3 separate regions of the Homo sapiens genome follow, and all the other regions are linked to region 3. A link is an interaction called in ENCODE POLR2A ChIA-PET data of the cell type or tissue named here. Cell type or tissue: PC-9. All regions are shown on one strand. Region 1 holds the start of E2F4 (E2F transcription factor 4). Region 2 has its middle 5.9 kb from the start of MIR328. Region 3 overlaps SLC9A5 (solute carrier family 9 member A5).

Region 1 (2,500 bases), 76 kb before region 3:
AGACCCACATCTCTAAAAAACTAAAAATAAATGAGCCGGGCATGGTGGTGCATGCCTGTGGTCCCAGCTACTTGGGAGGCTGAGGTGGGAGAATCGCTTGGGCCCAGGAAGCTGAGACGGCATTGATCTTGCCACTGCACTCCGGCCTGGGCAACAGAGTGAGACCCTGTCTCAAAAAAAAAAAGTGTGGATCCCCAACAAACTTGCTGCAAAACCCTATCTCGAGTCCCATTTCCCAGAGGACCTGATCTAAAAGAAACAATAATAAATAGTAACAATGTTAAAAGTTACAAAATGACCGTATCACACATTCCTGCATGCCAGGAATGACTGAGTGCTTTACTGATATTTACACATAGGTAAACACGTTTGCATTGGCTGAAGTGTTCATAACCCCATAGTCTCTGAGCACTGTACTGTGAGGACAAGACGAGCGAAAGATGAGGCTAGGACCATGGGTGGAACAAGGTGGACAAGGTAGATATAGTTAGTGCTTGCTGTTTGGCAGGAAGTGAGGGATAGGAATAGATGGGGTGACCCCAAGACAGTAGGGCAGCCTTTAGGAACAGGTTTGATGTGGCAGTAAAATGAGTTTGAAATATATAAAAGAATAAATAAAGAGAAAAAAATGGAAAAGGAACAGGTTTGAGGGAGCAGATTGGATTAGTCAGGTAGTGTGGTCTCCTCTCCCAAGATGGGGACTAGGCAGAGTTAGTGATGTTGGGGCAGATTGGCAAGGAAAGTTCCGATGGCGTCCCCTTCTCTACTGCCAGGGCGGCCCACTGACGCCCTTCTCATTCCTCCCCAACTTCATCCCAACTCCCCGGTCTACCCAGGTAGTTTTCGTCTTATTCGGAGGCTGGACATTTGCTACTGGTCCCTGAAGTTTTGCGGCTGCACCCACAGACAGCAATAGCGCCACGTTCCCTGGAAGGCGCACGGGACGGAAGCGGAAGCAGTAACGCTGGCTCCGGCTGCCCGGCGGCCAGGAACGGAAGCGGAAGTGGCGGCGGCGCCGGCCTGGCCTGGCCTGGCTGAGGGGAGGCGGCGGGCGGGCGCGATGGCGGAGGCCGGGCCACAGGCGCCGCCGCCCCCGGGCACTCCAAGCCGGCACGAAAAGAGCCTGGGACTGCTCACCACCAAGTTCGTGTCCCTTCTGCAGGAGGCCAAGGACGGCGTGCTTGACCTCAAGCTGGTGCGGCCTGGGCTAAGGGGAGACAAGGGAGGCTGGTGGACCAGGCCTGGGCCGGTAGCGGGAACCCCGGGGGCGGCCCAGCTGGGTCCTCCGAGAGCCGGCCGCCATCGTGTGCTTTCTCACAGGAGAGAAGCCGGGGGATGTTTCATTCATTCGGCCGAGGCCATCGAGCTACAGCTATGGGCCAGGCTCGGGCTGCAGGTGTTCGTCCTCGTGGCCCTTCCTGGCTGGCGAGGAGAAGAGCTGCCTATGGGACAGAGCTGCGGTCCTGAGCTGCAGTAGCGCCTGGGAGGCACTACAGGGTTGGAATCCAGATTACTCCCTTCCCAGACCACGTCTCAGGGTGGCTGGGGGTACACCCCAGAGTGGGGCTGAGCATTCTCCATTCTCTCTGCCAGGCAGCTGACACCCTAGCTGTACGCCAGAAGCGGCGGATTTACGACATTACCAATGTTTTGGAAGGTATCGGGCTAATCGAGAAAAAGTCCAAGAACAGCATCCAGTGGAAGTGAGTGGGCATAGTGGGAGGGTAGTAGAGTCTCCCACCCAGAAGTGTCGGGCGTGGGGTGGAGGGTGCCGAAGAAGGCAGGGGCCATGGGACCCAGAGTTCTCAGCAGTCCCTCTCAGCCCCACTCCCTGGGCTCAGGGGTGTGGGGCCTGGCTGCAATACCCGGGAGATTGCTGACAAACTGATTGAGCTCAAGGCAGAGATCGAGGAGCTGCAGCAGCGGGAGCAAGAACTAGACCAGCACAAGGTGTGGGTGCAGCAGAGCATCCGGAACGTCACAGAGGACGTGCAGAACAGCTGATATCCTCCTGGCGGTCCCTGCTGGGGGGAGTGGGCAAGGGGCCCTCTGGTTCAACTTGCCCTGAGTCCTGTTCCTCTTGGGAGTTTGTCTTATAGCCACTGGCCATGGCCCAGCCTCAGGCTCCCTCCTCAGAGCCCCTCCCCTTCCACTCTTAGCCTGTGATCCCTCCCCCGGTGGACCTGAGTCCCCAGAACGGTCTCTGAGGGCCTGTGTGTCAGACCTTAGCTAAAGAATTGGGTCTTTTCTGTAGTCTGCCATCTGTCACCATAGGGCATCAGCCATTCTCCTTAACCCTCACACTTTGGCCTACGTCACTCATGAGGACATCTGCAGATGCTTTGCTGGTGAGCAGAGCCTGGGTAGGGGTAAGGGGGTGGGCTGGGCTCAGCCAAAGTCCTGAGCACTGGGCTCAGTGTCTTAGGAGAGTTCTGTCTCTTAAGAGGGTTTCTGGGGCCTGCTCAGAGAGGAACCAGGCAGGGTAAGTCTTCTGTCTGAG
Region 2 (2,500 bases), 60 kb before region 3:
GGCTGTGGGCCAGGCCTGAGGAAGGAGCGTGCCTCAGGGTTTTCTCCGCCTGCCCCAGGGCCACTTCAGCTGAAGCTGGGAGGGGAGGGGCCCTTTAGTCTGAGAACTTAAGACAAGGAGGTACTATCTGGAATGTTTAATCTTAGGATTTACAGCACAGACCTAGGCTCAGCTGCTGAAGCTCAGTGCACACAGGGTGCTGGGAGAGTCCCACAGGAGTAGGTGGAGCCCGGCCTTAGGTCTGAGAGGAGGGCAGGCAAGAGGCAGAGGCTCTGCTCCTCCCAGCACCAGACCCTGCCCGCTGGGGGCCTGGCCTCCCACCCAGGGCTTGGCCAGAGAGCAGGAGCCTGTGGCGGCAACACGTAGGTAGCATTTCCAGGGGCCTGTGGCAGCGACGTGTAGCTGGAAAGAGGCTACTGCCAGGCGGTGTGGCAGGATGTTCCCTCTGGGCTGCCCTGGATTGGCCCCACCCCCAGTCCTAGAGGGTCTGCAGTAGAGGGAGGCAAAAAGCAACCCGGGTCAAGGCCAGGGTTGGAGACTGGGGGAGTCAAGGAGGCTGTGCTGCAGGGCTGGTTACTGACCTGGCCTCAGAGTGTTAGGGTCAGGTCAGCCCCTCCCACGAAGCGGGACTGGACACAGGACACCTGGGGCAGCTGGGCTTGGAAGCGTCTGACGGCGGCCATGTTGATGCCAGGGCACGTGGCCACATCCAACACCCGGAGCTGCCTGCACGCCTGCCCAATAGCATCCAGTGTCCTGTGGGGAGGCCACCTGATGAGTGCCTGGCCCGGTGTGGGACCCAGCCCAGCCCCTGCACCGTGGCTCCATCTGCCTGGTGTCATCGGACACACTTACTGCTCTATGAGCTGACTGCAGCTGGACAGGTTGAGATGCTGCAGCCTTGGCCAGGAGCTGGCTGCCTGGGCCCAGCCCTTGTCACTGAGTCGGCTGCAGTGACTCAGCGCCAAGTGCTCCAGGCTAGGACAGCCCCTGGCCACAGCAACCAAGCCGTTGTCTGTGAGTTCTGGCAACAGGCTAAGGGACAGCTGCCTCAGCTGGAGAAACTGGAGCACCTACAAGGATGGGGAGGGTAGGGGAGAGGTAAATGCCACTGGAGCCCACAGCCTTGGCCTTTCCAGATCCTCCCACCCCAGCCAGGGCGTGACTAGAGGCAGCAGAAGCCAATGAAAAAGGAACTCCAAGGTCAACTTTTTTCCAAGCAAAAAGTGGGTTGGCCCAGACCCCTGACTTCAGCCCCCAGATCCTCAGCCTACCCGCACCCCCAGCCCCACACCTTGGCTAAACTGGCATCAGTCAGCTTGCTGCAGGCTGTGAGGTCCAACTCCTGCAGGGCCCGCAGCGTGAGCAGGGAGGGGCCCTGTGGCTCTGGACAGGCGTCCTTGGTACCTGAGGCCTGATGCTCCAGCTCTGGGCGTGACTGTGGGAAGAAGCCTTTGCTTCTCAGGTTCCTCCTGAGTTTGCCCTTAAATACTCCTACAGAGACTTGGGAGGGGCAGGAGGGCAGCTGATCCCAGGGGCCACCCCGTCCTCCAAGACCTCGAGGGTCCCACACCTGGGTCCCCTGCACAGGCTCCCCCAGCCCCCGAAGCCCCCAGTCACAGAGCTCCCTGCACCACGCCAGGCGCAGGACTGAGAGGTGGGTGAGGTAGGTGCAGATGGCCTGCAGGGTCCTGTTGGTGAGGGCCACACAGGAGGACAGGTCTAGCACCCTGAGGCTCAGGCCCAGTGCTGGGATCATGGAGAGCACTGAGGCATCCTAGGAGGGAGGAAGGGAGGAGACAGGATGGAGCACCAGCTGGTTGCCTATGCCACCTGGCCTGGCAGGGGTAGCTAGAAAGGGTCTGTTCAAGGTTCTCACCCCACAGGCAGGAGGGAGCTACCAGAGGGTCCAAGGAAGGAAGAAACATGGTCCCTGTGCTGGTAGTGAAAGTTGGGGGTGGACAGGGTGGGCCATGGGGGTTGCCACAGGAAAAAGGCCTGGACTGTGGCTGGGGCAGGAAGGATGCAGGTGGCAAGGCCTAGGGTGGCCACCCTGCCTATGCTCCCAGCCCCTGCCAAAAAAGTGAATGAGGCCACCTCAGACCACAGCTCACAACTGGACCAGCCAGTTGACCCTGCTAAGCCAATCGGAGTTGCTCCCTCTAGAGCTGGACGCAAAACAGTGAGATGTAGGTAGAGCTGCCAGCTGCCAGAGCAGTTAGGGACGGGGAGCAGGAGCTAAGGGCAGAGTAGAGGAGGCTGGTTTGTAGAGAGATGCACAGAGGGGAGCTTCAGGGACACAAGAACTTGAGGCCTGGAGGCAGCAGCTGAGAGGACACGGGGATGTTGTACTACATATCTGACGTGCTTGGTGCCAAAGAGGAGGAGTAAGGCCGGGAAGAGAGGCGCTTGGAGGGGAACAAGGTGGAGAGACGGTTTTTAGGTTGGGAATGCCCTGGTCAAATGGACAGGCTGAAGAAATAATCCGCTAAAGAGGGAC
Region 3 (2,500 bases):
CTGGTTTCGAACTCCTGACCTCAGGTGATCTGCCCTCCTCGGCCTCCCAAAGTGCTGGGATTACAGGCATGAGCCACCGTGCTCAGCACCCAGCTGATTTTTAAAAATTGTTTGTAGAGATGAGGTTTCACTGTGTTGCCCAGGCTGGTCTCAAACTCCTGGCAGTCTTCCCTCCTTGGCCTCCCAAAATGCTGGGATTGCAGGTGTCAGCCACCGTGCCCACCCACACCCTTTCAAGGCCATGCTGCCTCCCTTTGTAGTCTAGTGAGGAATAGGAGGTGGTGAGCAAACCATGGGCTCTGTTGAGACCCATGCCCTCAAGTAGATCCCCAGGTGAAGGTGGCAGCCTGACCTGGAGGAGCAGCCTGAATTCATCAAAATGGAGTTATTGTGGACAAAAATACAGTATATAAGCATTTTTCTGTATGTATAGAGACCTAATTCACTCATATTGTTAGTATCACTGGTGGTTGGCACCCTCAAGTGTCTTTAAACATTTTTTATTATAGAAAATTTCAAAATATACAATGATAGAACTATAAAATAAACTCCCATCTATCCATTATCCAGCTTCAATAATTACCTACTCATAGCCAATCTTATTTCACCTAAACCTCACCTATGCCCCACCCTCCACTGGGTTCCTTTGATGCAAGTCTCAAATATCATATCACTTTATCAATAAATACTTCAGTACATGTCTCTAAAATATAAGGATTCTTTTTTTTTCTTTCAAGATGGTCTCTCTCTGTCACCCAGGCTGGAGTGCAGTGGTGCGATCATAGCTCACTGCAGCCTTGAATGCCCCGACTTAAGCAGTCCTTTTGCCTTAGCCTCCCGAGTAGCTGGGACTACAGGCACACACCATCATGCCCAGCCTTTTTTTTTTTTTTTTTTCTGGTAGAGATGAGGCCTTGTTATGTTGCCCAGGCTAGTCTTAAAGTCCTGAGCTCAAGTGATCTTTACTTCTCAGCCTCCTAAAGTGATGAGATGAAAGGCGTGAACTACCATGCCCAGCCAGATAAGGATTTTTTTTTTTTTTTTTTTGAGTTAGGATCTCTCTTTGACACCCAAGCAAGAGTGCAGTGGCCGGATCATGACTCACTGCTTCCTCAACCTCTTGGGCTCAAGCCACTCCACCCGGCCTCAGATAAGGATTCCTGATGCATGCCTCTAGTCAATTGACCCCAGGAGGCTGAGGCTGCAGTGAGCTATGATCACGCCACTACACTCCAGCCTGGGCAACAGAACAACACTCTGTCTCTTGGGGAAGAAAAAAGGATTCTTTAAAAAATATGTAACCACAATGCCTTTCCCATATCTAAAAATCTGTCATCAAACATCGTTCAAATTTCCCTGATTATATATATATATATATATATATATATATATATATATATATATATATATATATTTTTACAGTAGGCTTGTCCAATGTCCCTTTTAACCTATAGCAGTGATTCTCCAGGGGGATGGTGGTGGAGTGATTTTGCTCCCCCAGGGGACATTTGGCAATGCCCAGAGACATTTTTGGTTGTCACAACTGGGGAGGATGGCCTTGGATGGAGGGGTAGAGGCCAGGGATGCTGCTAAACATCCTACAATGAACAGGACAACCCTCACCAGCAAAGGAGTAGCTGTCCCAAAATGTCAAGTGTCAACTTTGATAAACCCTGATCCATAGTTTCCCCCAAACCCCCTACTTTTTTTTCTTCACGATGTATTTACTGAAGAAACCTGCTTATTTGTCCTACAGTCTTTCTCTGTCTGGATTTTGTTGGTTGCATCCCCAAAGTGTCATTTAATATGTTTCTCTGTCTCTTAAATTTCCTTTAAACCAGTAAATCCACAGGCAGTGGCTCACACCTATAATTCCAGCACTTCGGGAGGCCAAGGTGTGCAGATCACCTGAGGTCAGGAGTTTGAGACCAGTCTGGCCAACATGGTGAAAACCTGTCTCTACTAAAAATACGAAAAAAAAAAAATTAGCTAGGCATGGTGGTGGGCACCTGTAATCCCAGCTACTCTGGAGGCTGAGATGGGAGAATAGCTTGAACCTGAGAGGTGGAGACTGCAGTGAGCTGAGATCGTGCCTCTACACTCTAGCCTAGGTGACAGAGCAAGACTCCATCTCAAACAAACAAAAAAACAAAAAACCTCGCCTCATCAATTATTTGGTTACTTTGAGGTACAGTTCACCCAGTAAATGCTTGATTCTTTCATTTATCAGTTTTCAGACCAAAGAATTCATTCCCTAGCAGCCTGTAAAGGTGAATACCAAAGGTTTTTTGTTTTACACTTTTTGTTGTTGTTATCGCATTTTAATATTCCAGGTCTTTCAAGAGATACCATTTTACTTTTAATCATAGCATCAATACATTTCACACATGTACTCAAACAGAAGCTTATTGGGCTGCTCAGGACTTTATCGATGAACAGATACAGGCTGTACTGTACTTTGGAGAGCTGGGGTGGTTGGTGGCCAGAGGAATTCTCTTTC

The links. ChIA-PET counts read pairs that join two places held together with the same protein. Peaks named below come from ENCODE experiments on the same cell type or tissue, not always from the same donor. Only the 100,000 strongest peaks of a DNase experiment are listed, where the experiment ranks them.
Region 1: POLR2A ChIA-PET joins it to region 3 with 5 read pairs; 4 of 35 experiments call an interaction of 5 or more read pairs at or near these places.
Region 2: POLR2A ChIA-PET joins it to region 3 with 7 read pairs; 5 of 35 experiments call an interaction of 5 or more read pairs at or near these places.

The regions. Positions count from the first base shown.
Region 1 is chr16:67,191,168-67,193,667 of GRCh38, forward strand. It overlaps E2F4 (E2F transcription factor 4), which reads left to right and starts at 988. Exons shown (of 10, transcript NM_001950.4): 1 at 988-1,195; 2 at 1,594-1,703; 3 at 1,842-2,003; 4 at 2,305-2,348. The coding sequence starts at 1,061. RefSeq lists enhancers at 711-1,641, 810-949, 2,030-2,139 and a silencer at 1,040-1,229. In PC-9, no CTCF peak of the experiment used is centred here; a DNase peak (open chromatin) is centred at 944; H3K4me3 peaks cover 2,309 bases.
Region 2 is chr16:67,207,018-67,209,517 of GRCh38, forward strand. It overlaps the pseudogene FBXL9P. Among named protein-coding and RNA genes, the nearest start is that of MIR328, 5.9 kb to the left of the region's middle. RefSeq lists enhancers at 466-1,033, 1,034-1,600. In PC-9, no CTCF peak of the experiment used is centred here; a DNase peak (open chromatin) is centred at 984; H3K27ac peaks cover 1,904 bases.
Region 3 is chr16:67,267,298-67,269,797 of GRCh38, forward strand. The region is part of intron 15 of SLC9A5 (solute carrier family 9 member A5); the gene reads left to right. The region is part of intron 2 of LOC124903701 (a long non-coding RNA gene); the gene reads right to left. Among named protein-coding and RNA genes, the nearest start is that of PLEKHG4, 11 kb to the right of the region's middle. In PC-9, no CTCF peak of the experiment used is centred here; a DNase peak (open chromatin) is centred at 1,134.